Linked DNA regions of Mus musculus: regions 1, 2 and 4 are each linked to region 3. Evidence: chromatin loops called from intact Hi-C (ENCODE). Cell type or tissue: heart. All regions are shown on one strand.

Evidence for each region. A loop is a pair of places that touch in the nucleus more often than their neighbours do. Peaks named below come from ENCODE experiments on the same cell type or tissue, not always from the same donor. Only the 100,000 strongest peaks of a DNase experiment are listed, where the experiment ranks them.
Region 1: it touches region 3 in a loop (6-fold over the local background); 32 of 42 quality-filtered maps call a loop at or near these places.
Region 2: a loop joins it to region 3, with 3 times the contacts of the local background. A loop is called at or near these places in 5 of 42 quality-filtered maps.
Region 4: a loop joins it to region 3, with 6 times the contacts of the local background. A loop is called at or near these places in 32 of 42 quality-filtered maps.

The regions. Positions count from the first base shown.
Region 1 is chr4:63,304,192-63,312,191 of GRCm38, reverse strand. Col27a1 (collagen, type XXVII, alpha 1) reads right to left here. Exons shown (of 61, transcript NM_025685.3): 35 at 6,954-7,007; 36 at 5,453-5,506; 37 at 2,563-2,670. Among named protein-coding and RNA genes, the nearest start is that of Orm1, 36 kb to the left of the region's middle. In heart, CTCF peaks have their summits at 4,369 and 4,582 (motif pointing right); DNase peaks (open chromatin) are centred at 1,541, 3,581 and 4,591; H3K27ac peaks cover 2,344 bases; H3K27me3 peaks cover 901 bases.
Region 2 is chr4:63,274,048-63,282,047 of GRCm38, reverse strand. It overlaps Col27a1 (collagen, type XXVII, alpha 1), which reads right to left. Exons shown (of 61, transcript NM_025685.3): 17 at 6,067-6,120; 18 at 4,882-4,935; 19 at 4,207-4,260; 20 at 934-987; 21 at 751-804. Among named protein-coding and RNA genes, the nearest start is that of Mir455, 21 kb to the right of the region's middle. In heart, CTCF peaks have their summits at 3,001 (motif pointing right) and 5,800; DNase peaks (open chromatin) are centred at 87, 3,027, 5,277, 6,617 and 2 weaker places; H3K27me3 peaks cover 2,367 bases.
Region 3 is chr4:63,212,033-63,220,032 of GRCm38, reverse strand. It overlaps Col27a1 (collagen, type XXVII, alpha 1), which reads right to left and starts at 4,621. Exons shown (of 61, transcript NM_025685.3): 1 at 4,152-4,621. The coding sequence starts at 4,207. In heart, CTCF peaks have their summits at 3,903, 4,730 (motif pointing left) and 6,063 (motif pointing right); DNase peaks (open chromatin) are centred at 3,232, 3,382, 4,162, 4,642 and 1 weaker place; H3K4me3 peaks cover 3,155 bases; H3K27ac peaks cover 2,027 bases; H3K27me3 peaks cover 3,862 bases.
Region 4 is chr4:63,316,233-63,324,232 of GRCm38, reverse strand. Col27a1 (collagen, type XXVII, alpha 1) reads right to left here. Exons shown (of 61, transcript NM_025685.3): 42 at 6,849-6,905; 43 at 6,693-6,746; 44 at 6,196-6,249; 45 at 5,918-5,971; 46 at 5,259-5,312; 47 at 5,076-5,183; 48 at 4,676-4,783; 49 at 2,696-2,803; 50 at 732-785; 51 at 252-314. Among named protein-coding and RNA genes, the nearest start is that of Orm1, 24 kb to the left of the region's middle. In heart, a CTCF peak has its summit at 4,466 (motif pointing right); no DNase peak of the experiment used is centred here; H3K27ac peaks cover 203 bases.

The DNA.
Region 1 (8,000 bases), 92 kb before region 3:
TCCACAGCTTCTCAGGCACAGTGTCCTGTCTCAGAGTGAATCTCAGAACTGGTACAGTGGGAGGGGGCGGAGCCAGGTCCCTCCAGGAGTGAGCATCCTGTGGCAGGGATCCTGAGATCATCAAACTACCTGGAGGCTGAGGCTGGGGCTAGAAAAGAAGCCTCTGCTGGGTCCTATCACAGATAGGCACCAGCCAACTACTGCTGGGACACAGCTGAGGAACGTGTTTCTAGGCAGTTTGGTCATTGTTTATACATCAGAGAAGTTAAAATGGAAAAAATAAGATGGCTTCACTAATCTGTATGATCTTATGTGAGCCCTGGTCTATGTGCTGTCCCTCAAGGATGAAGCATCATCACATAGCGTGTGACCACAGACACATTTCTAGGAAGGCCCTGGTGGCTTATAAAATGCTATTTCCCAGTAATCAGCCTGCCTCCAACCCACGGAGTATGAAACATTCCTCGGTTAGCCACGATGCCAAAGAAACCCAAGCGCAGAGCTTGTGCCCACAGCCCAGTGTGCACTTAGGCCAGAGAGATGCTGCCAACCTTGGCATATGAGAACTCTGAGGGACCACGGAACATGAACCTCACATTACTGCTATGGCAACCACAGCCACGTGACCAACCCCAGCCACCACCAGCAGCTCTTACATACTTTTTCCTCCAACCTTCCCTATTTCTCTGTGCATTCTTGTAAAGGGTTGTCTTTCTCAGCGTTTCTCCTCCAGACTCTCTGGTGTGTAGATGTGTGAGGTGTATGCGTCTGAGTGTGTGTGTACACGTGCCTGTGTGTGCGTATGTGGAGGTCAGAGGACACTGCATATCGTTCTTTATTGCTCACAACCTTACTGCCTGGAGACAAGTTGTCTCACTGAACCAGAAAGCTGTGTGTCTTGGCTATGCCAACTGGCAGGCAAGCTCCTAGGATCAAGATCCCATAGCACGGAGGTTGCCAGTGCACAATGGCCATGCCCGGCTGTTTCCATGGGTGCTGAAGATCCATACTCAGGCTGTCATGCTAGGGGAACAAGCCTTCCATCCACTAGACTATGTCCCCATCTCCCCGTTTTCTCTTTATAACTGAGAACACCAAGGTTGGGAGATGGGCAGCTGTCTGCCAACTGATACACTGAAGGAGGGTTATTCAAGCCAGGAACCCAGGTCTGACCTTTGAACTCAGGTTCTTAGGATACGTCCTGCTGGGTTGCTCCCCACTCCACAGCAAAACCACAACCTCGCCGAGAAAGTGGCCTTAGGGCTTTAGACCTCAAAATAATCTTGGCATACATTCCTTCTAGATTTTCAACATAGTAAGACTGAGGCCAGGGTGGGCTAGGAGCCACGGCCACGTTACACAAGGGAATAGCGAGGTAAGAAACAACCCATCCTGCTAAAGCCCTTCTTACCCACATCCTCAGGGCTGAGGAGAGCAGCAGTGGGCGGCTCTGACAGGCACCCCTCCTGCACTCGTGGGCTGGGCAGTGACCTCATCCCCTTGCTCCTGAGGGCTATTAGCACGTCAGCTCTATTTTTAGGTAACAGATACTTTCCCACGGCCAGCATGTTGCTGGCTACTCTGGATCCTTCCCAGACTGGTCACTTCAGTGCTGAAGAGCTGTCGGGAGCAGGCTAGAAGAAACATGGACTGCTGAGCCATGCAATAGCAAGAACCTGTCATGTTGGGGTGGGCAGTAGGGGATCACGGAGTTGTGCTAAGGCCAAGGCTGGCTCAGAGTGGACACCTGCAGGCCTGACACTCTCTGGTGGCTTGTTGCAAGGTGGCTGGATCCCAGGGGCCTGGCAGGACACTGAGCTGGCCACAGAGTCCTGCTCCATACACACCCTTGGCTCTGTTACACAGTAAACTTCCAAGCTATCAGTCAAGTATCAGAATGTCCTACCTACCACACGTCTTTTCCCCCACAGCCTGTATAGGCTCTGAATTCCAGTGAGTCCACTTCAGACAGGATGTACATGCAGGGGTTCAAATCCTGGCTCTGCCTTTTCTTACTGTGTGGTCTGGGCCAGGTTCCTTTAACTGTCTGAGTCTCCCAACCTTCAAGGATACTAGCTAATTAAAGAATGGTCTGGAAAGCACTGGCATGCTGTCTGCAAACACTGAAACAAAATAGGTTCTCTCCTCTACCAGGGGCCCAGCGCCCAGGGAAGATACTCATAGTGTTTGTGGTCAAAGTCCTGAATGACCCTGAAAGATAGAGACCTCGCCAAGGGTCAGGGATGGCTTCCAAGGGCAGGAACTGTCTCTGTGTGAGGAGGACTGAAGGCACACAGGGGTATAGGAACAGGAAAGAAGGGAGAGTGTGCTCAAAACAAGAGGAGCAGGTGCAAAGGCCCAGAGGTAGGGCAAGCTCGTCCCAGGAGACGAGAAAAAAAGGCTGGGTATGGGGCTGGAGGAGATGAGGTTACAGGGCCACACGGAACAGAGTTTCTCCTGAGGGAGCAGGAAAGAGGCAAAGTAGAGAACTTCTCGGGAGGCCTGGACAGCTATGAGCATCCCTCACCCAGAGCCCCATGCTGCTGGATGCTCCACACTCACCGGGACGCCAGTGATGCCCGGGGGCCCAGGGGACCCATCCTCTCCTTTCAGCCCTTCCTGGCCCTTTTCACCATGCTCGCCATCGGGCCCTGGGTCGCCCCTGTCGCCCTGGATCGGGGGGGGGGGGGCAGGAGGAAGACAGAGAAAGAGAACATTAAAAACCAGGTCATCAAAGGCCTCAAAAACCTCAGGCAGCCTGTTAGTTGCCGACATGCCTTCGGTACCGGAGTCATCCTCACCAGAGCCTTCCCTGCTGGTACTTGTTTAGTGTTTGCTACCAATGGGGAAACTGAGGCAGAGCTAAGTCAAGCCAGTTGGCCCCAAGTAGGTACAGCTAATCTGCAGTTAGCACCAAGTCCTGGAAAACGGGGCCCCAAGGGAGGAGTTCTTGTGGGTAAGGAAAGTGTAGCAAGGACTCCCTGAAACTGAGGACTCTAAGAGCCTTACCTATGAAGCCCCTGCATGGGCTTCAGGAGCCCAAGGCTCAGGTGTCTTGGGTTCTCCACAGCACTGGTTTTGCAACATGTCATGGGTATAGCCCTTATGGGTGTGTGTACTCTAGCTCTGCATGCCAGCCTTGCCATCTTTCCCTCATGCCCTGGGCAGAGCTGAGCTGCCTGAGCTCCACCAGGACAGGGTGTGGGCTATAGTTCCAGCAGCAGTTTCAGGATCAGGGACTGTCTATCACAAGCTCATCTCCAAAGGGATGATAGGCAAGGAGATTGCAGCATGTCTGTGTGGCCTCGCTGTGACGGTTGCAGGTCCCAAGAAAGAGGGCAGAAGGTCCCATTTAGAGGAAGGGGGTGCAGGGAGTGGCCTTGGATAGGAACAGTGCTGACAACTGCACACGGGGCTCAGAGCAGCCGTGGGAGAAAGGCAGAAGGAATCTGATTTGGCCTGGCCAGGAAGAGAGAGTCAAGATACAGATGTGGTGGCTGGAGCCTGGCCTTTGGGCAAATGAGACTGGCATGTAGAGTTGTAGGTACTTTCCAGCTTGGCCTGGGGGACAGCTGTAGGTGTCACATGACACAGGCCAGCTTTGAGCAGCACTGGGCACGAGGATGGCTTGTATGGTCCCTTTCCACTGAGCCTGTCAGAGTCCCAGCACAGCCTGGCACAGAGACCTGCTGGCCCAGATCCGGCTCTCAGAGACTCCCCTGGCTCTGAGACTGAGCTTCTGGCTTGTCATCTTGGCCACCTGCTGTCTCACTTGTAGGCTGGTTGCTCCAGGTAGCCAAGCTAGGCCCAGGCCCTGGCCAGAACCAGTCTCCAGTGACTATTCATGGTCTGACTCCTACACAGCTGGAAACGGGGTTCTGTGGGGCCCATGAGAATGGGCTGTAAGAGTCTCTGGAGGTATCTGCCAAGGAGCAGAGAGCCTTCTGGGTGGCCTCTCTCAATCCTCCCAGTCCACAGATTGAAGAACTGAGTCCGTAGAGAGGCAGGGATCTGAGCTCAGGGGACCGAATCTCCCTCACACCCAGGTCACAATCCTTTCACTACTCTCAGTAACTCTGTAACTCTGGCCAGGTCCCTCGTTTGTATAGGTGGAACACAGAGAGACCGTGCATCTTACTCAGCACAGCCCGGGGCAGTGTGTGCTAAGGGTGACTGCCACCTCCACTGTTATCAACAGAGATACTGCACATGAGAGCTCTGTGAAGTGCTGCGACCATTGGAGAAGCAGCTGATTGCACAGTGGTGACCCCTGGACGTGCAGTATAGGAAGCAGTCTCTCCCAGGACCTCCCAAGGATCAGAAAGATGCTAGGCACCCAAGTGACCAGTCTAGTCCTAGGACAACGGTGTGATTGGCTTTGGAAGCTAGAGGCAAGAACTGTCAAAAGCAAGAAGTAGAGAGACTGTGCAAAGCCTGGACCTGTCCTCCTGCCCCCTGGGGCAAAAACTCCAGGACAAAAGTGGCCATCTAGGAAGGGATGAGGAGGCTGTGACCCCCCCCACCCCCCAGCTGTACCAGGAGGCTGCAGAGCTGGGGCCAAGAGCAAGCGGTTAAGTGGCCGGCAGGGGGCGCGCTTTCACTTGCAAGGAAAACAGAAGCGCTGACAAGGCACCCAGATGAAGTGTTCTCTGGTCCCTGGGTGACTGTGAGGAGCTTAGGGCACGGAAGCCTGGCTCTGTGGCTGTGAAATTGAGACTCAGAAAAGCTGAGGCGCTTCTGTAGATCTGTGGCGGGCAGGTAAGAGGGTCATACACGATAGGGGGAGTCTCTCTGGGGTTCTGGTGTGACCAGGTCAGCACAGAGAGCCTACCCGCGGAGCTTGGATTGGGGCAGGCCGGGGACTGAGGGTGGGGCTGTGCCTACTTGATACCTGCAGTTTCTATGCATCACCGACCGACCTGGGGCTCAGATGAACATCATCAGGGAACAGCAGTGCCCCGGAAGCGCCTGCAATCGGCTGATCCTTCACTCACAGCCAGACTCTGAACCTTGTCTTCCTGTGAGCCTCATTTTCCCCTTCTCCTTCGGAATGGATGTTGGGTATAAAAATACTGGGCTGTGTGTCTACAGCAAGCTTTTTAACTTCTCTGAGTCTGTTTCCCCATCTGAACATTGAATTCAAGCATCAACGGACGTGACTCATAGAGGGCACAGCATCGATCGATCGTACCTGGCAGCCTTGGGACTAGTTCCCCCTGAGTGCTGGCTTATGAACCCCTGGTGATGGTCAGAACTTTTCATCTTTAAGGGCGTTATGAAAGAGAGGATATGAAAGCCCCAGGTAGAGCAAGGGCAGCCTTGAAACCCTGCTGATTCCTCCACCCCCACCCCACCTCCCTTCCTCTGCCGGGGAGAAGCTGCTAATTCAGTGTTCTGAGGGAACTAGAGCAGGGCTAGAGGCCATTCCCAGATCCTGGCCCAGACAACTCACCTTCAGCCCATCTGGCCCCACAGGGCCATGGTCTCCCTCAAGGCCTGGCTCTCCCTGGGAGAAAAAGATGGGGAGGTATTACTGGGTAGCAGCGCAAGGGGCGTTCCCTCCCCACTTGCCAGGGTCAGGAACCCACTGGCTCTCAGAAGCTGAACAAGTGGATTTCTATGGGGCAGAAGAAGGGCCACAGAGCCTTATGGACCAGGTACCTGCTGTTGGACTGGGGAAGCCAGTTGGTAAGAATGGTTTCTGACAATGCCAACCTCAGCATCAGCAGTGTTTCTGCAACCTCAAGTAGGATCTTAGTTTCTATAGGAATCCCTTTCTTACCTGGAAAACATGGCTCTCAGGGAAGGGGATGACACACTCAAGGGTGTCAGCCACCTTGGGCCTCCTTCTGAGAGCTGAAATAAGTGTTCCTGGAACCTCATCTCACATGAGGAATGTAAGGACAATTGGTAGACTTGGGTGGGTAAGTTCTAGAAAGATGCTAAGAATGCCAAGGCCCTCTTTGATGTCCCTGCTGGTCCTCCCCGTGCTGGAAAAGCCCCAGTTCTCCAAACAGCTGCCAACCTAAATTGGTATCTCCCTCTGGTTTTAGAATTTAGAGCTGTCCAGAGGCAGAGCTAGGAGGGGACCCAGGTTGGCAAATGCAGGAATGGCAAAGATATGGCAAGTGAGCAGATGCTGCTCCTCTTGTACCCATGGCAGACATCAATAATCAATCCACCAGAACATCAGTTCCCTTAGACAGGTCTTCTGTTACTCACTCTATGCTCCCATGCCTAGTACACTGTGTGTGTTAAAGGAATACTCATCTGCCTCTCGAACTTATTGAGTCTAGATGGGGCCACAGGACCTTTCTCAACACTATTTTCTAAGGAGACTCAACTGATCAAGCTTGGTGGCCATGCACAGCTAGCATTTCTGGACTCTAAGCTCTCCTATGCTGCCTAGGGCCTTCCCTCTCTCTTTGCCTAATTTTGGATAAGTTTCCCTCTGGAGACTGGGTACTGGGAACTTGGGGCATCATAAGGAAGAGAAGATGGAGGGAGGCTGAGATGGGGTGAGGACCTGGTGCCCTGAAGACTGCACAAACTCACTCACTCTTGAGCCTTTCCTGCCCCATCTGTAAGGTGCTAAGGATACGGGCTGTGTCCTTACAATTCCCATGAGTCTACATTCACAGAGTACAGAGAGGGATGCTAGGATCTCATGGGGCTTCTTAGGGCAAGGCAATCTCATGGGTTTCATTTGGAAAGGTGAAGGCTAACTGTAGAACAGTTTCGGAAGGGGGACATATTTGAAGGAAAGTATCTGGAGGTTAAATATCTCTGTGGTGATGCTGGGTACCCAGGGAGACTAGTCAAAGCTGTCAGGACTCCTCGGCTGTTTCCACAGTTGGGGAATCTGAGAGTTTTGGGGGTTGATCCAAGCCATTCTCCTGCCCATGGCTCACAGGTGACCTGGGAGCTCTAGAAGGAAAATGTACTTCACTTACCCGCTGCCCAATAAGACCTTGCTCCCCAGGGGGGCCCAGAGGTCCGAGGTCACCCTAGGAGAGGCCAAACACAATCCATGTGAGTGTGGATAGCCAGCCTTAGCCTCTGCCAGCCCTTCTTCCTGCTCTGACTAGGACCGGAGAAGCTGGAAAAAGCTACTTCTTGAGAACCATAGAGAGATTCTAACACTTAAGTCCAAACCCTTGTTCCAGGTAAGTCCTGGCCATGGGATGCTCCTCCACTGGGCAACTGGACCACCTCCACCACCACCACCATCACTACCATTACTACCACCACCCAGAACAGCAAAGCAACCATCAGCATCACAGTCAGCATTGCAATCACTATCATCACCACCACCATCCCAACCACTACCACCACCACATTAGCACCACCACCATCCCAACCATCACCACCATAACCACTATTGCCATCACAACCAGCAAGATCATTACCATCGCCACTACCATCCTCACCATCATCACTGCATAGCCACCACTATCAGCATCATCAACACCATCAGCAGTGTCACCACCATTACCAGAATCACAAAACCATAATCACCACCAACACCATCATTATCCCTTCCACCACTGTCATCACCAGTACCAGCATTAGCCCTACTACCATTATCATCATCCTTACTATTATGACTGCATTACCACCATCACCAAAATCATCATCACCATCCCCACCACCATCAATCTATCACCATTATCAGAAACACCACCATCACTGCATCAGCATCACCACTATCAACATCACTACCTCACCATCATCATCACTGCCATAACCACCACCATCACTACATTACTACCACCATCACTTCATCACCATCACTGCATCACCTGCATCACCATCACTGCATTACCACCATCACTGTATCACCATCACTGCATCATCACCATCACTGCATCACCAATACCACCACCATCACTGCATCACCATCCCTGCATCACCATCACTGCATCCCCACCATCACCATCACTGCATCCCCACCATCACCATCACTGCATCACCATAATCACCATCACTGCATCACCATA
Region 2 (8,000 bases), 62 kb before region 3:
TTGATCCTTCTGGCATCCGGGGCCTGACCACAAGCCCCTTTAAGCAACCCCTGCAGCAAGCATCTGCAGCTTCCAGGAAAGCAGCCCCACGCAGTGACTTGAAGAGCCAGCACTGGGACTCTGCCAGACCCACACCCAGCTCAGAGAAAGACTCGCATCAGCAAAGGCCTGCTTGTGGTTGCTCATTCTCCCACGGCTGTGCACCGCAATGCACAAGGTTCAGGGCTGCATGTGCAAGCAAAAGCCAGGCTTCCTGTGGGAGGCCCAATAGGTCTGAGGCCTGCTCCTCTTGACTAGATGCAGGTGAACTCTGCTGACATGCCAGCCTGGTAAGGCATGGCATTTCCATGATGCTCTAGTGGTCCCAGGAGCATCCGTGAGACTAGCACAGGATCTGAGCATAGACTCCGGGCTGATGAACATCTAGGCTCTAGTAAAGGTCCTGCCTGCTAACACGGGGCCTGGCAGTCATTTCCTTCCCTGGATCTCCACTTATGAAAGGGGTCCAACATTTCCTATCCTCTCATTTTGAGACTGATACTGTGCTATGTGTGGAAGGAAAGTCGCTTGCCCCACCAGGTCAGAGAAGAGTCACAGGCAGGGTTGTAAGAGAACAGATAGATTCTCTGGTGATGAATCTCAAGTGGTCCTGCCCTCAATCATGGCTTTGGTACCCTGGACAGAGCCAGCTAGGTGCTGGGATAGGCTAGAGAAGACAAAGAGGGACAGGAGGGGACAGGGCTATCTTACCTCAGGCCCCAGCTGCCCAGGAGGTCCAGGCAGGCCTCGGGCTCCAGGCTTACCCTGGGAAAGAGAACAGAAATGGTCTCAGAGGTAGTACCTCCACATCAGGTTGACAGGACACCAGATGGTGCAGCCACCTTGGGCCCTGGGGCTTCTTCAGCCAAGGACCTTAGGTGGGAGAGAACTCACCTTCATGCCTTCAGGGCCATTGTCCCCTGGAGGGCCAATGTCTCCTGGGAAACCCTATGGGAAAGCAGAAAGCCAGGTCACCTGGGCCTCTGGTTGGCAGGTGCTCAGAACAAGCCCCCACCCCACTGGTGTTCACCCCTACCACTACTCTTGTGTGACCTGGGGTAGGTCAGCTACTTGATCCCCTTTCTCTGCAGGCCCCAAGCCTGACTTTTCAGAGTGGCTGAGAAAATGCAGAATGCACTGAGTGTGGTGATCCTTGGTGTCTTTAATCTTAGCATTGTGAGGAGGAGGCAGAGACAGGACAGTAAAGAGTTATAGGTCATCTTTAGTCACATATCAAGTTCAAAGACAGCTTTCCTGCTTGAGACTTGTTGAGAGAGAGGTGGGAGAACAGAGATATAGAAACACATTAGGCTGTCACACATGGTCATCCGTGTCAGAGGACAGAGTCCCACGTTCTGGGGACACTGAGCCCTGAGTCAGCTGCCCTGCCTGAAAAGCCTTACCCGTGAGCCACATTCATCCTTTGAGCCATGACTCGCCACATTGGTTGTGCAGAGGTAAGTGCTAATGTCCTGTAGCATGGCTCCTCCTATCAGAAGCTAGAATTCCTAAGATCCCCTGCTCAGAGTGCTGGACTCTGGGACACACCCCTGTCCTGACCTTAAGGGGCCTATCCCCACAGGTGACCATGCAGTAGACAGTTCCCCTACATACTCTGGTGCCTCTCCTGGGGACCCATTCCCCATCCCAGAGGCTTGTTTCTACCATAGCTGCTAGCCAGGGCAAAGTGCCCTATTGCCTGGCTGTCTCTAGTGGGCCAGTTTCCCTGACCCAGTATGGAAACATCCCTCTCCATGTTTTATGTGGAATACCTCTGTTAATCCAGCCTAGAAACCCATTAGCCTAGGGCAGCTAGAAATCAAGCCGCTGCCTCCCCCCACCCCACCCATGACTCTCCATGACTAAAATGCTCCCCTCCACTTTGTCTTCTGAGGTTGGTCTTCTCTTCTTCCCTTTAACCGTTTACTACTAATTTCTGTTAAAAATCCTTTTGTCTCACCCCACCCCCGGCAAAGTCTCAAAATGGTCCTGAACATTCTTTTTCTTTAGATAGTTTCACTATGTAGCCGAGGCTAACTTGGAATTTGCTATGTAGACCAGGCTGATCCTGAACTCACAAGAGATCTATCTCCTTCTGCCTCCTGAGAGCTGGGATTAACGGTGTCTGCCACCACACTAGGCAAACAGTCCTGAATTTGGAGCTGGCACATTGAAGCTGAAGTTTCTTCCCAATGTAACCAAAATCCTGCCCTGTTATTCACTCCTTGTGTGAGGGGCAAGTTACTCAGCCTCTCTGGGCTTTAGCCTATAGAGTAGTTAGTAGATCAAACACCTCACTGGGCTGTGCTAAGGTTGAAATAAATGATGGAAGCCAAGTGCATAGACGGGCACCCTACAATTAGTACTCCATACAGACTTGCATCCGCAAGAGCTTGGTCTCTTAAGCTAGGAAACCATCCCTGCCTTGGGTCACCTTCTCCTCTGGGAACAGAGCAGCCGGGATGCTGAATTCAGTTCTGATGTTAAATAAAGGAGGCCATGCAGTCAGGAGGCTGTGAGCAGAGGCTCCCTCCCTGGTCCTGAGGGCCAGGTGCTAGCCAGTAAAGACACCAGCACACTCATGGCTCTGCCTCCCACCATCCAGAGTCACTCCTAGCAATGGAGTCAGCCAATCAAAGCAGCACAAAGGTAGGCCAGAAAGACCCCAGAGAGATCCTGAGAGCCAGAGTCAAGCTGAATTGCTACTGAACAGCGACCCTAAGTCTATTCTCCTGGGCTTCAAGCCTTGTTTTTCCCACCCGTAAACAGAGGCAGAACTCTCCTGTTTCACACCCCCCTACCCCTGCCTTGTATGGCAAGTTCTCTCCCCCAGCTCCTGGCCCATGAAGAGCCTCATTAGTCCATGTTCAGGAGTGAGCGTTCCTCCTTCACTGGCTAGGCTGCCAGGAAACCCAGACTCAGGAGTCTTTCCACAGTGAGCAGCAGATGGAGGCGAAGCCAAGTTCATTTGTCTAAAGATAGGGCTGTGTACTGGCCAAAGTCAACACAGTGGAGAGTCAGACCGTGGCTTTTAGGAAGCACGCCCTCATCCATCGGGGAAGACTATGAGTGATCTTTGGAAAGCTTGGGAGAGCCCGTAGGGCCAGGCTCTTCCCTTGGCTGCAGGGATCTCATGGAGGAACAAGGTCCCGAGGCCAGGGAGCTCTGGATGAGGGATGGGAGCCCTGGCTGGGGACTAGGCGTCAACAAGCCTGAGGTAGACAGAAGCCCTGGTTGGGGTAGCATACTGCTGTTAGAGGGGAGCAGGTTAGCAGAGCCAGGGTGAGCACCCACCTGGCATCTAGGACAAGGCTTGAGATGTTCATGACCACATTATTTTAGATGCTGCCGGATGCTCTCCAGGCCGCCCCACACTTAACTGGAATTACCTTTTTTTTCTGGTCTCATATTCTCCAGCTAACCCAGATTCAGCAGCTCCCATCCCTCCCTACCATGTCCAGGAGGACTGAGCCCCAAAGAGTAGCCATGCCAGAAAGGTTCAGAGGAGGCCCCGACAAATAGACCTGAAGCTCCCAGATTGGGTGGACAGTAGCCCTCGAGGGCTTTGGTGATGGCTCAATCGGAACCACAAGTGTCACATTAGCCACCACTGGGGAAGGACTCTGAGGTTAGCTTGGGGAGCCCCGGGTGAGACAGGACAAGCTGAGGGGGGAAGGAAAGCGGAGCACTCACCTGTGACCTTCTCTTTGTTTCCCTTTTGGTTTTTGAGATAGAGTCTAGCTACATAAGTTAGGCTGATCTTGAGCTTCCAATCATCCTCCTGCCTCTACCCCCATCCAAGTGCTGGGATTTTACCATGTACAACTGAGCTCATTTCTAGCCTTGGCCTTATCTCTCATTTTATGTGTGATCCATACCAATTCCTTCATCATCTCTGGGCACAACACTAAGAGCCGTAGTCAGATGGAGAGAGAGAGAGAGAGAGAGAGAGAGAGAGAGAGAGAGAGAGAGAGAGACAGAGAGACAGAGAGACAGAGAGACAGAGTGAGAGACAGAGAGGCACAAAGAGAGACAGAGACAGATACACAGAGACACAGAGAGAAAGAGACAGAGACACAGAGAGAAAGACAGAGAAAAAGAGGCACACAGAAAGAGACAGAGAGAGACAGAGAGACAGAGACAGACAGACAGACCAGAATCACATACCTCAGGTCCAGGAGGTCCAGGAAACCCAAGTGATCCTTTGTCTCCAGCTTTTCCCTGTGGAAGACACAGAATCACTACACATACAGGATGGGACGGGCCCTACCTCCCACAAATATCCCATTCTAGGCTGAAGGCAGTTGACATGTTCTGGAACTACACGGGCAATACTGCTTAGCTGGCTAAAAGAAGCAGGTGCTGCAATGTTTTCTGCTTTGCGTCCCACCCAGGAGACCCGGGAAGTCACTTCAGCCTTCAGATCTGAACTTCTTCATTAAGAAATGGAACTAGCCCTCCCTGCCCTTGAGTGTGGACAGCATGCATGCAAAGAGAGTGACAAAATTTAAAAAAGGTGTGGCTTGGTGACATGGAATGGATGACATCAGCATTGTCCACAGGCATGTAGAGTTTGGTTCCAATTGGAGTCCATTGTTGTGCTGGGCCTGGGGCTTGTCCAGCACCCAGTGTGACTCCTGCCCCTCAGTTTCAAAAACTCTATCTAGGAAATTGACCTGGGGCTACGTGTGCCTCATTACACTCAGTCCAGGTCTACTAGAAGGCAAAGGGAAGTCTTGGATTGGGTGTACCTCCAGCCATGACCCATGAGCAGAGGGAGGGGTACTGGCCCCAATATCCTGAAGCTACAGCAAAGTGGAAGGATGAGGAAGAAGAACTTACCAGAGGCCCTGGCTTCCCCCGGCCACCCGGGAGCCCTGGCAAGCCATGACTCCCCTGTGAAAGAGAAAGCAAACTAGGTTATCTGAGGGCAACCATGCCAAGAGCACATGAAGCATCCTCCTGCCAGCCCAGGCCTAGAAATGAGATCTTCGGGAAGGACAAGGGCCTCCCTCTTCCACTGCAGGCTTGGGAGCTGCCTTGGCCCAAGTACAGGACCCAAGGAATCTTAGTCTATATTAGTCCTGCAATGCCCTTCAGGCTACATGAGACCAGAGCCCAAGAGAAGAACAGCCAGACCTGCATGTTCTAATGCACACATGGACACTGGCTGGGTCAGGACAAGCTGCCTGGGAGGAAGGGACTGGGGCTAGTCAACATTTGGGCTTGGTGGACCAATTGGGAGAGGCCCAGATGTGGCCACATGTGTAACCCAGGGAGAGGAGCCATTCTCAGCAGGTCACAGCTGGCCTCTGGAGATCAAGGGTGCTATGGTTCATCCGTTGTTCCTTCTGTCAGCACAGCTAGTCCCTTCCTCCTTCCTCCCCTCCCTCTGGCCAACTTGTCCTTAATTTTCACTGCTGAGTGTGGGACCCCAGCAGAGCTGTCAGGCAGTCTAGCACCCTGTTCCTCAAGGAATTCAGTCTGCAGGAAGCTAAGCACAGGTCCCCAAACTAGGGAGAAAGAGCACTCTGAGTGAGGGGCAGACATCTGCCCAGGACATCAGAGAAAGATGTCTGAGAAAGTAGAGGGGGGAAAATGATGTCTGATCAGATTGGGGCAGAGGCCAGGGGCTCTGTTCAAAAGGAAAAGCAGTGTTCAAAGAGCCCAATGTTCCCAGGACAGTTTAGTGGATCCGGAACACAACCACGGGGGAGGAAAAATAGCAGAGTGACAGAGAGGCCGAGACCTGGATTCTGTGCCACTGGGTGGAGCACCAGGACTTGTCCCTAAGAACAGCTGGGAACTACCAGCGGTGTATGAAAGAACAAAGATGTGGCCTCAAAAGGACAGTCTGGGGGCAGTGAGGAAAGACAGACTGGGATAGGTGGCAGGGACTTGGAGAGATGTCCAGAGGCCACTATAAGGTCCAAGGAGAAGTGATGGGTGGTAGATGGGAAATGCCACCTGACATACAGGCTCCGACGAATGAGGGCAGAGGTAGGGATGGCAGCAGATAACAATTACCTTGTCTCCTTGGAAGCCAGGATCTCCCGACACACCTGGCACCCCTTGTTCACCCTGAGTACACACCAGCAAAGAGATCATAAGGAGAGAGCCAGCAACTTGCAAGCTTCCCCCCTCACCCCCGAACAGAGGACCCCATGGAGCCTCATGGAGGCTGCTCTTGTGGCCAGCAGCAGCCTTGGCTCTAAAGGGATCAAGGACCCACCCCTTAGGTAGGGTAAGGAGGCCCAGAGTGAGGTGATCCCTCCCATTTCACAGCTGCTCAGAGCACTGCAAGGCCCCCTGGCCCTTTCATGGAGAACACTGGCTTTCTCATAGGACAAATTTCTTCATCCTTCTGCCTCCTGAGCAGCAGTTGATGTCAGCACGAAAGGGTGAAAGCTACAGGGATGACAGCCCAGGCACTGCCTGCTGTGAGTTGTCATGTCTTCCTTCTGTACAAGCAGCCGGCTTCTAATTAAATGCTTAATCAGCGATCGTGGGAGGCATCAGAGAGCTGGCTTCTTAAGACTGTGTGCAATGAGAATCAAACGGGCCCTGACTGAACTCTGGGTGGGTCCCTTCTAAGATGGATTGGGAATGTTTGGTGACAGGACTGGCAGTGGGAGACCTCCTCGGCTCCCTCCTGGTCCAGTTCTGGTAAGTAAACTGTTCTCAGGCCAGATGGAAAGGCGCCTCGCTTTAGGACTGGAGCCATCTGAGAGCTCTTCCCAGTAGCCTATTAGGCCTGCTCACTGAGGCCCCAGGAAGCCCCAGCAGCAGGAGGAAGTTGAAATCTCAGAAGGCCAAGGTGACAGCAAACGTGACATGGCACACAACTCCATCATCAGAACAAAATTGGAATTGAAAAGTTTCTTTTTAAATTGTTTTGTTTTTCTTTTTTTTTCTATTTGGAAAATCTTGTACAAGGTCATAGAGTTTGGGGAGGTATTCATATTTCTCTCTCTCTCTCTCTCTCTCTGATGTGAAAAGAAGGGCAACAAATATTAAAATATGGAGAAGGAAAGTTTAAAAGTCACTGAGAGCTGGGCAGTTGTGGTGCACACCTCTAATCCCAGCACTTGGGAGGCAGAGGCAGGAGGATCTCTGAGTTTGAGGCCAGCCTGGTCTACAGAGTGAGTTCCAGGGCAGCCAGGGCTACACAGAAAAACCCTGTCTTGAAAAAAAAAAAGTCACTGAGAAAACCAAGACATGATCCAGACAGACAGGCTGAGCAGGAGTTCACTCCAGGATATGCCTTGCCTGGCTTAGGGCCAGGTGGGGTCATGGAAAGTCAAAATGAGAAGAAGAATACAGGGATGAACGGCAGCTCTGTGGTCCTGGGAGGTAGAGGCAGCTTGTATGTGGCCTCCAGAGCCCAAGCCAGAGACCCTGACTTAGCCAAAGGGCAGGACAGCTTCTCCCCTCTCTACCATCCAAAACAGCCTCCAATGACTTCCTCTTCCTTCAGTGTGTTCCAGAGCTAAACACTGGAAGTGCCCCTGGTGGTGCCAGTCACTGTGACAGGGATGTGATAGCACTACGGTCATTTCCATGCATCCTAGCTCAGCACACTGGCAGACAGCCCTGCAAAGTCCTCTGCTGTGACATTATCTACTCATGCCCTCTCTCCTTGGTCAGGCCTTCAGCTATTCCACAGAGCTGCTGTCTCAGGTCTTAGAGCAGACAGGTGTCAGGAAGCCCCATCACCCCCACAAGCCTTTCACGTCCAGAGAAGAAAGAGGGGTGGAAAGGCCATACCAGGCACCAGCTTAGACGGGCCACAACATAGGCTTATGCATGATGGGAGAAGACAGAGAGGTAGCAACAGGTAGATAAAGAGCTGAAGTTAGCACCCAATCTCACCAGCTGCCTGAGGGGGACTGAGTAAAAACCATCTGACTCCTATTTGTGGGATGGGCACTGGGAAATTCCATTTCCTAAGACCCCAGGGA
Region 3 (8,000 bases):
CACTGGCCAGGTTCCTCTTCCAAGAGTAAAACCAGGCTGGTGTGTGCCTGGGGAACAGGGTAGTACAGGAAAGCCAGGGCTACTGTCTGCAAGTCTAGTCTCAGCTCCTTCCCTGACAGATCTCCCAACTTTCAAATCCAGTAGGAGTTATTATCAAGAGCAAGCATGACGTCAGCACCGTGCAGCACACCACCGGGCTCACCCACTCACTGAGTTCAGACACTGCATGAATACGGATCACACAGTGACTAGTTCGGAAAGGCAAACGTGACTCAGGTATAGCCAGTGAGACACACACAGTCTGGCACCTGTCAGCCACCAGGTGAATTATTTGGAGAGAAATAGAATGCTTTTCTACTGGCCTCTGTGTTTTTGAAAGAAGACATGCTGTTTAGAGATGTTGTAGGCTCTGTGTGTGCATGAGGTAAGAAGTCTCATGACCACTCGAGAGTGGCAGAATGAGAAAACTATTGTGAATGTCACCACACCTAGGCTGATCGACCTTGAGGTTGTTCAAAGGGGGATGACCACTGAACCCTTTTTAAAATAGAGTTGAATTAAGTCTTCAGTCACTTGCAGCCTGAGGGTGACTAGGTGAAAGGGCTCTGGGATGCTGACGATAGCCCTGAAGTCTTCTCCAGCAGGCCTATGCATGGGTGGCAGTTAAAGATGTCACATGTCTGCATGGTGAATGGGGAACCACATGGTGTATCAGGACTCTTTACATGCCAGATGTCCCTGTCTCACTAACTGAGGATAACTGCTAATGGTCGAGTGCCCAGACACACTGAATTTGCCTTCTGCCATGGCTGGCTTTCAAAAGTCACGGGCAGCCTCAGTGACCCTGGGAAGTGGGAACAGGCTATTTAGTTTGATTTGACAGAGAAGCCTGTGCCCCAGCAAGGGCAGGTGCTTCCCTTCAAAAGCACCTTGTGCATTTCCCATATTACATCCCCATTCAGGTAGGCATGCTAAGAAACAGTGGCCAGGCAGCATGGAGAAAAGCCAACCCCTGTATCCAAGCTTAGATGGCTTCCCCACCAGGCCTGTATCCCAAAAGTTCCCAGAAGTTCCACAGTCAAGAAGCCGGGTCCCTGACCCCGGGAACCTGTCCTCCCTTCTTGAGTCTGCCGAAGCTATATCATATGCACCTGTCCTGGATGTTTTCCAAATGACAGAGGAACACCAGGTGAGAGAGTGAAGGCACGAGAGCCACATGTGTCCTAGATCATCTCTGGCTGTAGTTATGGGCACCCTAGAGGCTAGAATAGAGTACAAGACTAAGATCTCAGAAGAAAGATCCTGGAGACAGAATCCCATTGTCTTGTGCCATTCAGCTGCCTAAGGCCAAGCCCCAGAAAACCGTCACAAATGCAGCCCATTTTTTGGAATTGGGCTTCTTTGCACACTGGAGGCATAAACTTCATAGTATCCAGTACACCTCAGTTAGAGAAGGACCTCGAAGATCCCGAGGGGCGAGATTCTATGCCTAGCCATCTTTTTGAAGAGATGGTTAACAAGAGCCCAGAGAGAAGGGACTAGCCCAAAGCCACACAGCCAGTCAAAACAAGCCTACATTTTATTTGTTTTCCCTAGAGGAGAAAGTGAATACTTTTAGAGACTTGCTACTTGCTGGGGACCAGAGTTTCAGCTTTCTCAGTAGGATTGGAGATGCAACCAGGAGCCCTGGAGCCATCTATGTGAGTAAGCTCCAGCCTGGAAAGTTGGCTGCAGAAGGAAGGAGGCCCGGCAGTGTGACTACTGTTCGAGTGCTGTTTAGGCTACTGTTAATAATGCTGGTGGCTTCACCGGCTCGCGGGCAGGCTTTGCTCTCCCTGGCTTCTGTTTTCATTACAGCTTCACAGACCTTGGCTTGGCTATGGAGGGGCTCCAAGGTATCTGAAAGATCAATTCATAAGGACAGCTCCCAGATGTGAGCCACGAAGGACACAACTTCTTCTGACCATGTAACCCTCCAGGGAGTAGCCAGGGTTGTTCCTGTTCAGAGACTCAGCTAGAAGCTGCCTTCTATCTGTGTGGCTTTCCCTTCCTACTGGTTTCCTGGAAACACTGGAGACTCAGAAATCCACCCCAGATTCAGCATTCAGGGAGGCCCAAGGTCCCCCCAAGCCCAGAAGACATAGGAACCTCGGAGGATGGCAGATGTGTGGATGCTGTCCCCAGTTGCTCTACCACAGACTGAGTGATGCCAGGGCTGGCTGGGAAGGGCGTGAGTCTGTCCCCGTCCCACCTGCCTCTGTGGCCTCATCAGACCCTGTGTACCCAAGACAGCCACACCCAGGTCCTTCTCCACACCTTCCACCTCCTCCATGGGAACACACACACACACACACACACACACACACACACATAGGTCATCTGTCTGGACAGGATACGGTCCAGAACTTTCCCATTGACTCACACTCATTCACAAAGCAGCAAGCACTGATACAAATAGCAGCTGTGGTTTACTGAACATTTACTCTACGCTTCCTGGGCACGCTTCTTTAACTTTCACAAATGCTTGCCAGCTGGGAGGGCTGGAGCTCACCTTGGTGATGTAAAAAGGAGAAGCAGAGAGGTGGCAGGCCTGGCCAAGCACACACTCCAGTATAGAGGACTTGAATTCAAGCTGCCTGTTGCTAGGTTCCTATGCTCTGCTCCAAAGTCTGCTTTCCACTGAAGTGAGTGAGCCCAGAACTGGCTCCTCTGCATGTCAGACCAGGCCAGACCATGGAGACATTTAGAAGGTCCCTGGGCACTGAGATCAGAAAAAAGAAACTGCCAACAAGATATCAGGGGAGTATGTTGGGCTACAAGCAGAGACAAGGGAAGGCATGGATTATAGGCTACTTCAACGAAGATCCCAGAGCCCAGTGTTCACCCAAGAGCAACAGGGCATATGGTTGCCCAGGAGGGAGGACTTCTCAATGTAGAAGCAAGGAAGGGCAAGAAGGAGCCAGGGTAGGGCAAAGAAGCCGAGGTGGGTAGATGCTTGAGGATGTACGGCCAGAAGGGCAGGCAGGCTTTGGTACTGCTTGCCTTCCTCAAACTTTGGCCCCGTTGAGGCAGGGGGTGCTCTTTGGCACCACCACACTGCCCAACCGCTGGCATCTGCCCTGGCACAGGGTCTCCCGGAGAAAATGAGTCACCAATGTGCTCACTAGTGCCCTGTGTATACGAATGCGTGTGGTGGGGGGTGTGGGGGAATCTCAAACAGCCAGCTTTTTCCAAGACATGGAAAAGAAGGGGGGCGCCTCATCACCCTGGCTCCAGCTCAAAGGGGCGTTTCTTGAGAGGGTGGGCGGTACTATAACTCTGGCCAACCTCTTCTGGGAGCCCTAGAGTACCAGCAAGATGGAAAGGCAAGCCTTGTGCCTGAGATATAGTCCACAGGGCCCCTCTGGACCGCGTTCTCCCACACACACCCACACATAGTGACTGAATCCCTCACTCTTACAACTTCTGCACAAGCTGGGAATCCCAACTGTGGGGTGCCCCTGTGTGCGGGGGCCCCGCCCTGGAGATTCCCGGCCCCTCTCTGGCCACGGTTCCCTCATCTGTACAAGGAGGTTGGACTTGGTGATCTCCCAGGGCCTTTCCGCTCCCACAAGCTGGCTCTCACCCCTTGCTTACTCAGGAGAGGGACAGGAACTGCAGGCTTCCCGGGAGAAGCTGGGAAGTTTGAGGTACGCAGACCCAAGAAGACACATTCACACAGGCAGAGAGGTTAGGAAATGCAGGAACGTGCAGAACCCGAGGCCGAGCCAGGAACAGACACCCGGACCTGACGACCGACAAACTTGATTCACAGGACAGTGGAACTAAAGCCATGCAAGCCCGCGACCTGCAGACACCGAGACTCCCTCCTCCGGCCCCTGCCCCCTGCCTGCCACTCTGAGCACTGCCACTAGACCCCTCTTGGGATCGCTGGTCTGGCTCTGCGCGGACCCTCCCTTGCTGGTCCTAGTCTCAAAAGAGCTCGGCCTGGGGTGCACAGCCCCTGTTAACCCCTGGCGTCCCGCCTGGCGGGAAGCTACAGGAAGCTGACGTTACTCTGCGAGCGTCTGGTGCGGCAGGGAACCCCAGACTCTTGTGCACATCCGAGGTTCAGGAAGCTGAATCGGGGGCAACCCTGGGATTGTACTCACCCCCCGGGTCCTGACGCCGCTGTGCCTCGGGCCCCCCGCGCGAATCCCGTGCCCATGGCAGGCCCCTACTTCATGCTGCGGAGCCCGGGGGGCAAGTGTGGGCGCGCCCCATGGGGCCGCCAGCCCCCCGCCGCGCCGCGCCAGGCCGGCTCAAAGCGCGCTGCCGGCGCACCCCCAGCCCAGTCCTGCGCCCAGGGGCGCCGGAGCAGACGGACAGCACGGCCCCAGCCCGGCGGTCGCCCGCGCCAGGCCCATGGTCCCAGGACTGCCGGAGCCGCGCTCGCCCCTGCCTCGCTCTTTTTCTGCTTCCACCGAAAAGGAAGAAGCAAGAAAAGGCAGGGAGAGAGAGATGATCAAACTTTTGGAGGCGGGCCGCTAGCGGTCTCTGGAGGCAGAGCAAGGCCGGGAGAGCGCGCGCGGAGGGCGGTGGAAGCTGCCTCCCCGCCGGCCTGGGGGAGGAGAGGAAAAGGAAGGATTTGGGGGAAATGAAGGCGATTTAAAGTCTCGGCCCGCCGCAGCTCTCCACCTTCTTCTCCTCCCCGCGCCGGGCCGCCCTCTGCTGCCAACTGCTGCCCCCTGCCGGACGCAGCAAGGGATGCAGCATCGGTTGCCTCGCGCGACCGTCCACCTATCCATCCTGAGGGGGACATCCCACCCCCAGATCTCAAAACAGACTCATGAAAAAGAACCTCCTCCTGGCTACTCATGGATCTATCACAATTGAGATTAGGAATTTACGATTAATGACACTAAGGATCCTCGATAGCGGGCGGTGGGGGAGGAAGGGGGAAAATTCTACTCCTGAGAGGATCCTAGAGATGCAGAAACACAGTTGGGACCTTGACTTGGCATCTACATTTCCACGACAACCATCTGTCTTAACTCCCAACTCTTAGCAGAAACTCTTGCACCCTAGAGCTCCGTGGAAGACCGCTGTGGGTAAGCGTGCTGAATGTGTTCGGCCTTTCTGCATTTTCTCCGACCAGAGACTCCCCGGAATCCCACGCGGCACCCTCTGACACCCAGGCAGATTCTCAAACTCACGAGCACGGCTCAGCCCTGAGACTAAATCTCTAGCTTCTGGCCTCTACAAGGCGATTCATACCACACTCCCGCACACACACTCCCGCAGGCACACTCCAAACACTCACACTCATTCACACGCAGACACAGCCACGCACTGTACTGAACTTCCGCGAAACACCTTTGGATGTCTGGATTCCTGGCGATCTCAGACGCTACGCTCCCAGAGGCAGCCACCCGAGTGCTCACACCCGCACAAAATGCACATGCACAGCGCACACACTCCCACATGCACAGTCCATGCAGCTCCCCGAGTGCACACTCCCCGCTTGCACACGACCCTCTGCGAATGGCAACCACAGGCGTGCATACAGGACCTGCACCCTCTATTGCACATGCATCCACCTTTGCGCACTCCAAACGCCCAGAGCTCCGTGAGTCCCAGGGCACTTACTGGGTCCCCAAGTGTGACGCTGGCCGGTCGGTTCTTAGGCGGGTGCCTAACGGCATCTGTGGTCATGGGTCCCCGCAGCCCCGGGCGCGGGGGCGGGGGTGCAGTCCCCTTCCCTAAAGGCGCACAGGGCGCGACGGCGCCGGGAGGAGCATGGGAGCGCGGGCCTGCGCCACCGGCCCGGTCCCCCTGCGCTGCAGCCGCGGCCACTCCGCGTGCTCCGGCTCCAGCTCGAGCTCCGGGTGCGGGGGGTGGCTCATAGGTGCTGAGGCCGCGACAGACGCCGGCCCTTTTGAAGTCTCCGCTGGGGGCGGAGAGGGGGGCGCTGAAGGCGGCCTTTTAAATCGAGGCTGCACGCGGGCACCGTCAAGCAAGGTGTCTGGTTTCAGCAAACTTTCGGAAAAGTCCCAAGTCGGAGTGGGGGAGGGCTCCGCCGAGCTGTACGAGGCATCCTGCAGGGGGCAGAGCACCCGGGGCTGCTGGGGCCCCCCGCGCACCCCCCCCCCCCCCGCCTCCAGTCTGAGTGCTTCACCTTCCTTCACAAGAACACCCGATGCTCTGCACTGATTGCCCGTGTCTGTGCCTGAGAAAGGGCCGCGGGTCTTTCTCGAATTTTCCTAAGTTCACAGCTTCGAAGGTAAAGTATTCCCTGCCCAATCACAGCTGCTGTGTGTTTCTGAGCTGCATACTTTGTGCCAGGCACATCCTGTCTTTATTTACATTTTTTTGGTATTTCGTTCATGGGTTGTTTTTTTTTTTTTTTTCCTTCTTTTTTATTTTTTGCCTTAGAGGCTTTTAAAGGCATTGCATTTAAGTGTTGGGTATCTCTCTTACTTTGTTTGGCACTCTTCGATATTTATCTCCATTACTGAGGGACTTGGTGACCAGTAATATTTTGCATCTTTTCTCTTCCACACTGAGGGCCTCTATGCTACAGGAAAAGAGATATGCGATTATCTACGCTGGAGAGAAGGTTGATCACGCTGGTAAGTGGTACAAGGGCCACTGAACTCAGTGCCAGACTCTCAAGACTTGTGTCACTTCTTCCTTCTTGCTTCTTCCTTCTTGCCCATTGCTGCTGTCAAACATTCCTTTGTCCTTCTTCAGCACTCACCTGATGTAGCTGCTCCACTCACAGCCACACTTATCCGCACATCACAGTGCTGTCACTGTCCTGATGCCTCTATAACCCCATCGCCAGCCTGGAATCTGGGACATAATCAGTGCTCCAAATATTCCAGCCCAAAGAAGCTGTAAAACAAAAGGGGGATAGGGCTCCTACAGTATGCAAGCCTCTGCTTGGGAAGTGAGCCACTGTTAATGGATAGGGACAAAGAAATTACACGTGATTCTGAACACATATAAACTGTAACACAAATCAGAAAGAGCAACTTAGGGTAGAGAGGCACATCTGGATGGGTGACTCCACTCTCACTTTATCATGAACTATTCCTGTTCTTGTCCTCTGCCAATAGTACAAAGATAACAGAGATAATAAAGGAAGACTGTGATAGGGGCTTTTAACGAAACACATGGATCAATCGAATTGTCAAGCTGACTCAGAGGATAACTAGAATCCCAGGAATGTACCCAGGAGGAGGTGGTGTTTAGAACCTGAAGGATGTTAGCTATGCCTATAGCTGTGGAGAAAGGATATCTTCCATGGAAGAATCATAGGAACGTATGGTGGGTTGCAGACTGGCCTTGAAAACTGTGTGTGGCAAAGAAAATAAAGTCTCCAGGTCTCTCCCCTGTGAGGACGCAGGTGTCCAGGCAAGAAGACACTTCCTCAAAGATAGCTCACTGACCAGTGGTGGCACCAAAGCCTTTCCAAGTCTCCCCTATGTGGTCTTTAAATACAGTGCTAGTGTCAAGAACCTAACAGCCCCAAAGACACATAGGAAACTATTGGAGGTCTCAAAAGATTGAAATGTGTCCATCCGGGCTTCACTGTGCCTATGCAGAATGTAGGTTCATGGAGCTCAATCTTCCCGAGGTCTTTTGCACTAGGGCAGATCTGACTGCTTCTCTGCCTTAGACTCAGTTCAGTAAATGGCAGTAAGGGCCTGCTGAACTTTGCTGAGTAGCCTGTAGGCTTCTGGGAGCCACAGTCGTCTGGAAGAGGCATGGAAGGGCACTGGCACTGAGACCAACAGAGAAGAGACCCTGCTTCTTCATTCATTCTGCCACACAGGCGAGTGACATACAGCCGGTGACTAGGTATGCACTACTGAGTGCCAAAGACAGCGAGCCGTTGTCCCTGTGAGTGGGATAAGTCACTCACAGACATCCCTCACTCAGGTGGCATCTCTGAGGTCATAAGTCTGGAAATGGGGTAAACTTGCTGGCAGGCCTGTATAATAGACATGGTCAGG
Region 4 (8,000 bases), 100 kb before region 3:
TGGGGCTAGGCTATATGTCTCCTGAGTCTTTCTGCATGCATAGGGTGGGCCACAAGTGTGGGGCAGGGAAGGACTGGGGTAGTGGCAGGGTGAGTGAGCAAGGTGTGAAGCTGCCACAACTGCATTTAGGGGAGGCTCTAAGAGCAAAGGAGCAGAAAGACGTGTGTGCTCAACCAGCTGATGGCCAGCCTCGGACCAGGGGTGGGGGTGGGGGTGACTACCAAGCAGGAACAGGAAGGAGGGAGACTTACCATCAAGCCAGGAGGCCCCCGAGGACCTTGGATGCCTTTGAAGCCAATGTCTCCAGGGGGGCCCTGTGAGAAGCAGAAAAGGGTTGTGCCTGGGGCAGCCACTGGGGAGTACCTAGCAGCCTCCATGCCCCTGAGTTCTGGCTGGCCTGTGCCCTCTTAATTTTATGAGATGCCCTGGGAAGAATAGTAAAGGCTCCTGATGCTTCGGCAGGTACAAGCTATGCAACATCGGAGGGCTAAGTCATGTATGCCTTGGGTCTTAGTGCTTACAACAGCTTTCTTTGTCTGTTAGGGTTCTTTTTCAGACTGGGAAAGCAAGGCTTGTATACTGAGTCATGTGCCCGAGGCATGGAGCTACTAGGCTGAGCACAGTTGCAGCTGGCTTCTGACTCACACTGGGAGGAGGGCTAAGTGAAGACTCATGGGGTGAATCCACAACTAGATGAGCCACAGGTGATAGACAGGAATGAGACTTGGTACCTTGGGTCCAAAGAGGCCAGCCACTCCTGGGAAGCCCATCTCGCCAGAGTCACCCTGTGGGGAGAGCAGGACAAGATGGTGTGGGTGGAGCCAGGACAGGCTGCACCCAGGACAGTCACAGGCATTATGCCGTGCCTCCCGGCTCAGAGTCTCACGGCAATGCTCTACAGTCAGGAGCTCCTGTCCCCGATCCTTATGAGAGAAGACAAACAGGTGTCCCTGCCCACCCAGACAGCTCTATAAAGCACAGTTTCCTGACAGAAACCCTCCATTGATGGCTGCTTAGAAAATAATTTTATACAACAAAGTTTCACTCCTTCCTTTTGGGTATGAATGCCTTTATTTTTCTTGCCTTATTGCCATGGCTGGATGCATAGTACTGCATTGAGAGACGCGGTGGCTTGCTTCTGCTCTTTCAGAGAAAGCACCCAGCCAATCACCACAATGCAAATTAACTGTAGGATTTGCTCACATGTCAGGGAGGAAGTTCTCTTGCATACCTACTTTAGTGAGGCTTCCTTTCCCTCCCTCTCCCTGATCAGAAATGAAATTATAATCTTGTCACATGTGTTTCCTGCACCTATAGTGACAATCAACTGGGTGACTTTTCTCTTTCAGTTTGGCAAATTGGTTTAGTGTGAATTTTACTGACCTATTTCCCAATCTTGCCTTCCTGTGGCCAGCTTCACTTGGCCTTGATGCATTACCCTTTACATGCACTCTTGCTTCTGTTTTGATAACATTTTACTGAAAATTGCTATACAGACTACGCTGGTCTGATGGGTCTGATGTGTTTGTTTGCTTGCTTGTTTGTTTGTTTGTTTGTTTGTTTGTTTTTCTTAAATGTCTTTGACTAACTTTAATGTTAGAGTAATAATGACTTTGTGGACCGAATGGGAGTCTCTTCTTCTGGCTTCTGTAAGTTTCCGTAGGGTTGGTACTATTGCCTCTTTAAGTGTGCTGTAGGGTCACCAGGGGAACCATCTGGGACAAGAACATTCTTTGTGGGAAGTTTTATTAAGGGGTATGCTCACACTCTTTCAGGATACAAAGTGGTTAGGACATCCTTTTTTTTTCAAGTTAGCTTTGAAAGCTTTGCCTTTGAACGGCTTTGCCCATTTTATGCAGGCTGTTTAGTTTCTGGGCTGGTGCTCCTTTGCCATAATTTTGTTACCTCTGATATCTTAAGTGACAGATACCATCTCTCATTCTGACATTAATAATATGTGTATTCCACTTTTTCTGTCTTGAGAAGTCTAACTAGACATATATGAATTTTGTTGACCTTCTTGGAGACCCTATTTTGTATTTATGGTCCTCATCATTTGCTTTCTACTGCTTATATTGTTTCTATTTTTCTTAGACTCTTAGATGCTTTAGTGGCTTTGATGCCGCCACTGATTTAAAGTGCTACAAACACTCCCTAGGGTAGCCTGGGCAGTGTCCCACAAACTCAGGTGCATTGTCTTCTCATATTCTCTTGATTCAATGCACTAATTTGCCTTCTGATTTCTTCTTTGACCCAGGGATCGTTTAGATGTCTGCTACATAGTTTCCAGGTAGGTAAGGCACAGGGAGACAGTCTTATACAGAAAGAGTACTGTCCCTGGAACCCAGGATGCCAAGTTCTACTGATGATTCTTATTCCCATTTTGAATGGGCTGTACAGACCCCTTCTTCTAGACCCTTGACACTTTCTTCCTGAGCAGAGGGAGATAAATAGCATCTGATGACCACAGACAGCATGGCTCTGCCTTTGATATCAAGTGAATAGGCAGCTTTTGGCCCTGTGCACACACCTATGAATATGTTTCTCTGTGTGTGTGTGTGTGTGTGTACGTGCGCGCGCGCTCGCGTGCGCACAGAGTGTACATGCCTTTTGAGTACGTCTATGTGAGTGTGTGTATACTCATGGCTTTAAGCATGTGATGCATGGTCATGCATATGCCCTGAGGCTGACTCACCGGCTGGCCTTTGGATCCTGGCTCCCCCTGGTTCCCAGGAAGCCCTGTTCCACCTTCTGTCCCTCGTTTTCCAGGGGGACCCAGTTGCCCAGGTAACCCACTTTCACCCTTCAAGAAACACATCAAAATCATCAGTCCAAAGAATACATAGGTCCAAGACCAGTGGAAGGGGGATCTAGAGCAGTAAAGCAGAGATTTCATGAGGTCTCAGAATGGCAGAGGAGACATGGGGATGTGGTTGGACAAGCTCAGACCCCTGGCAGAAGCCTGCCTCATGACTCTGACCTCCTCTCTGTATCCAGCAAAGTTCTTGATTCACTATTCCTCCCTGGCAAGACATGTAGACTTCGTCTCTTCGTCACCCATCCCTACCTCCCTGGCCCAATACAGAGGGTCACAACCTTTCTTCAACTAGCTCATAAACGTAGGGAAGCCAAACACCATATCTGGGTCCTTCATTTACATATTGCCTTCTGGGTGTAGCCCTAGGCTAGACAGAGAAGCAGCTCAAGGACCCGTTGTAAGAAGCCTAGAGATTCCACCTCACACCAGTCAGAATGACTAAGATCAAAAATTCAGGTGACAGCAGATGCTGGCGAGGATGTGGAGAAAGAGGAACACTCCTCCATTGTTGGTGGGATTGCAAGCTTGTACAACCACTCTGGAAATCAGTCTGGCAGTTCCTCAGAAAATTGGACATAGTACTACTGGAGGATTCCGCAATACCTCTTCTGGGCATCTATCCAGAAGATGTTCCAACCGGTAAGAAGGGCACATGCTCCACTATGTTCATAGCAGCCTTTTTATAATAGTCAGAAGCTGGAAAGAACCCAGATGCCCCTCAACAGAGGAATAGATACAGAAAATGTGGTACATTTACACAATGGAGTACTACTCAGCTATTAAAAAGAATGAATTTATGAAATTCCTAGGCAAATGAATGGACCTGGAGGGCATCATCCTGAGTGAGGTAACCCAATCACAAAAGAACTCACATGATATATACTCACTGATAAGTGGATATTAGCCCAGAAACTTAGGATACCCAAGATATAAGATACAATTTGCTAAACGCATGAAACTCAAGAAGAACGAAGATCAAAGTGTGGACACTTTGCCCCTTCTTAGAAATGGGAACAAAACACCCATGGAAGGAGTTACAGAGACAAAGTTTGGAGCTGTGACGAAAGGATGGACCATCTAGAGACTGCCATATCCAGGGATCCATCCCATAATCAGCTTCCAAACGCTGACACCATTGCATACACTAGCAAGATTTTGCTGAAAGGACCCAGATATAGCTTTCTCTTGTGAGACTATGCCAGGGCCTAGCAAACACAGAAGTGGATGCTCACAGTCAGCTATTGGATGGATCACAGGGCCCCCAATGGAGGAGCTAGAGAAAGTACCCAAGGAGCTAAAGGGATCTGCAACCCTACAGGTGGAACAACATTATGAACTAACCAGTACCCCGGAGCTCTTGACTAGCTGCATATGTATCAAAAGATGGCCTAGTCGGCCATCACTGGAAAGAGAGGCCCATTGGACTTGCAAACTTTATATGCCCCAGTGCAGGGGAACGCCAGGGCCAAAAAGTGGGAGTGGGTGGGTAGGAGAGTTGGGGGGAGGGTATGGGGGACTTTTGGGATAGCATTGGAAATGTAAATGAGGAAAATACCTAATAAAAAATATTAAAAAAAAAAAAAAAGAAGCCTAGAGCATCCCAGTGGCAAGCAACCTGTTGTCCCACAAAGGCCCACCAGAGGGTGCCCGTGGACAACACAGTTAATGTGGAAGGTTACTAGGGTCTAGTAGGGGGCAGTATTTATTGTCACTTGAATAAACCATCCTTTAAACTTGGTCAACGTGGAGTCAGGGATCCACAAGAAATTTCACATGGGCCTTAGGATATAGATGCTCCAAGAATCAGTATCATTACAGCAGGACCAGGGCAGAAAGAATAGATTAATGAGAGCTGACCTTGAATCCCGGAGGCCCCTGTGCTCCAGGCAAGCCAGCCACACCTGGATTTCCTCTTCTCCCAGCAGGGCCCACAGGGCCAGGGTCCCCATCATTTCCCTGGTCTCCCTGTAAAGAAAACGGGAAGAAGTGTCCTTTGACTGGGATAGCCATGAGTTGGAGGAGGAAGAGGAAGGTGAGGAGGAAGAGGAGGAAGAAGAAGAGAAAGTCACACCTGCCAGTGGGCAGAGCAATATGGCCTAGTGACCCAGGTGCTAGCATCAAAGAGACACAGTGATAAGAATCCCAATGGATGAAAGACCTATTTGTCACCTAGTTTCCCACCTGACTCTTCAGACCTATGCCTGTGTGTGCCCCGTGGAAGTCGCTAACTCCAGATGCCACCCCATGTCTTGCTCACCTGATATCCTGGCCGACCATCTCTGCCAGGAATCCCATCAGATCCAGCAGTGCCCTCAGGGCCCTGTCTCCCCACCACGCCTCGGGGGCCTGGCAGTCCTTGAAGGCCCTGGAGGTACAGAAGAAGCTGGTTAAACCTTCTCAGGAGAACATAGAAGGTGACAGAGAAGCTATGGCAACTCACCTGGGTCCCCCTCCGGCCTGATGGCCCAGCCTTGCCTGGCTTTCCCTTTGGGCCCTAAGAAAGCAGATGTAAGAGATATACATTAGCAGGAAGCACTGAGAGTTGGTGTGATCTACCAGAGAGCCACGTGCCTGAAAGCCCACGGCTATGGCCACCCCCAGGTCACCCAGGGCTGTCCCTGCTGCACTGGGTCCTGACTTCCTTCTTTGGCTCCCCTGTTGCTAAGACTTTCCAAAGGCTCCCTGAGCCATTTTAGACTCGATCATGGGTGTCCCTAAGGAGTGTGGGCCCAGGGGGCATAGTGAGGAAGGTTTATATCAGGCCTACAGGAGGGAACACAGGGGCCTGGGGTCCACAGCAAGGAATGACTCCTCCATGACCATTTTGTCTCTCCTTGTCCTTCATCCCTCAGCTGGCTCCTCCCTCTTCTCACTCCTTCACTGTAGCCCAGCAGAGGTGTGGGCTGAGTTCTTGGCTAGGCCAACTTCTACTCAGAGGCTGATCCCCCTCAGCCCCTGTGAATGGCTGCAGAGCCTGGGAGCCTGGGGAGGTGGAACCTTCCAGCCCTTGCCTTTGCTGACTGTGTGAGCCTAGGCTAGCTGAGGCCCCTGCCCCAGGGGCTCAGCCTTCCCCCGCCCCCTGAAGTCCAGCCGTCTCACCTCTTCGCCTTTTGATCCTTTGGGTCCTGGGCGCCCCCGGGGTCCTGGATGCCCCTGCAAACCAAGGTGAGGTGACTCAAGGCAGCTCCAGGCCTCTCTCCTGGGGAGGGTGGCCAGTCTCCGCCTGGAGGGGGACGGGTGAGGAGGGGTTTGGGGGTGCAGGCTCTAGGGAAGCCCCCGAGCTTCCTCATGTCCTCCTACAGGGCAGATCCTTCTAATTTTTAAAGAGCTTGTTTCTGATGCTCCACCCTGCTTATAGCAGAAGACACAGGACTCACAGGCTGTCCCTGCTGGCCCGGTTCTCCACGGAGGCCTTGAACTCCCTCTTGACCCTGAAAGCGAAGGAGAGACAGGTGAGGGCCCCTCAGAAGTGGCCGGGGAATCCGGTGGCCACATCATTGACCCTCTAAGTCCCGCTTGAATAGAGGGGAATGTAGCAGTTGCTTCTGCTAGGAAGACATAAATGGGGAAACTGAGCCAGCCCCGTCCCTTCACCCCCAAGAAGAAGTCATTACACAGGACCATGCTGGAAGGAAAGTCAGCCAATCTGTTAGTTGTGTGGATTGTTTCTGTCCCCAAAACCTTCAGGAGAGGACCCTCAGGAGAGTCTGGGTCTTTCCTTCATGGTATTAACCTGGTTTCATAGTGGGCTGCTTTCTGCTCCTTATGACTAGTGAAGAAAGGCAGGCAGAGGCAGGAGTCTGTGTCCAGTCCAGACTGGCTTCCCCTTTCCCACTATCTCTACACTCCCCAAAGGTAGAGCTCTGATACTTACAGGGTATCCAGGGTCGCCTGGCTCCCCACGGTCTCCTCGATCACCCACAGGACCCTGAAGGACAGGGGCAATGGATAACCATGAGCCACCCATTCCATGGGTTCTCAGCAGCCTAGCCCTGACCCGCAGGCCAGGGGGAACAGAACGGGAACTTACCCGATCTCCTGGTGGCCCAGGGGGCCCCTCGGTCTTGCCATCCTCGCCCTGGTCCCCCTGTGGACACCACAGAACCAGCATTAGGCAAAGGCCACTCTGGGAGTTAGTGAACTGCAGGCGGGAAGGTGCCTTCCTCAGGGATGAAGGCCAGCCTCCGTAGGCAGGCAGACTGAGACCAACGGTCAAAACTACCATTGTAGGTAATAGTGGCAACAGTGTCCACATGCCACATGGACACTTAGGGCAGGCTGAAAGAGGAGCAGAGACTACAGTGGAGACCTGCGGCCACGGCAGGCCACCTTAGGCCCTGGCCCAACTGTAGGATGAGTTCTTGGCAGCTTTGCAGATGGCTGAAATGCAGCTGCACAGGGCAACGGGACCTCAAAGTCTCCGGTGGGCACTTGAGTTGACCAGACAGTCTTTTGTTAGGCATGCCAAGATTCATTTTATATATTGTCTTGCAGATTCTACAGCAACCCTGCAATGTTTCCCTCACCCCCACTTTATAGACTAGGGAAAGGAGGCGGAGGAACCTTGTGACCCCCTCGCTCTGGCCACTGGTATAGACAAAGGATCCTAGCCACAAGTACAGACTGGACTCACACTCTGGGTCGAGTTCTGGCTAGAGGAAGAGGGCTCCGCAGCACCCTTTACCTGCTATCTGGGAGCTGGCCCTTACGCACCAAGAGGCTGGGTTCACCCACCTGCTCTGTACAGCAATGACAGGGAAATCCTGGGAAAAGAGCAGGACTTCCACAAATCTCCCTTGCAACCCATTCCTCCCCCCAGCCCTGGCCAGTCTGTGGCCAGCTGTTCATTGTGGGGCACTCATGAGCCACAGAGCAACAATGAGCTATGCATGTGACAGCAGTCTTACTGCATTATGTCACTTAGTGATGTCATGGCCCTCTACTGTATGCCAATCCACATTGTGGGGATTGCCTCTGACCCTAGGTAGTGGCACTTGGGGTGCTGTCTCCACCTGGCCCCAGAGTTTGTGTCATCCCTGGCAGCTTTATGATGGCTAAGGAGAGCAGAGGGTCTGAGTGTGCTCCCTACAGGCTCTCAGGGACCATGCCAGGGCCTGGGACGCTAGACTTGTAGATCTGTACTCATGCAGGCAGGAGGAGGGGCTGGAGGACAGCACGCCAA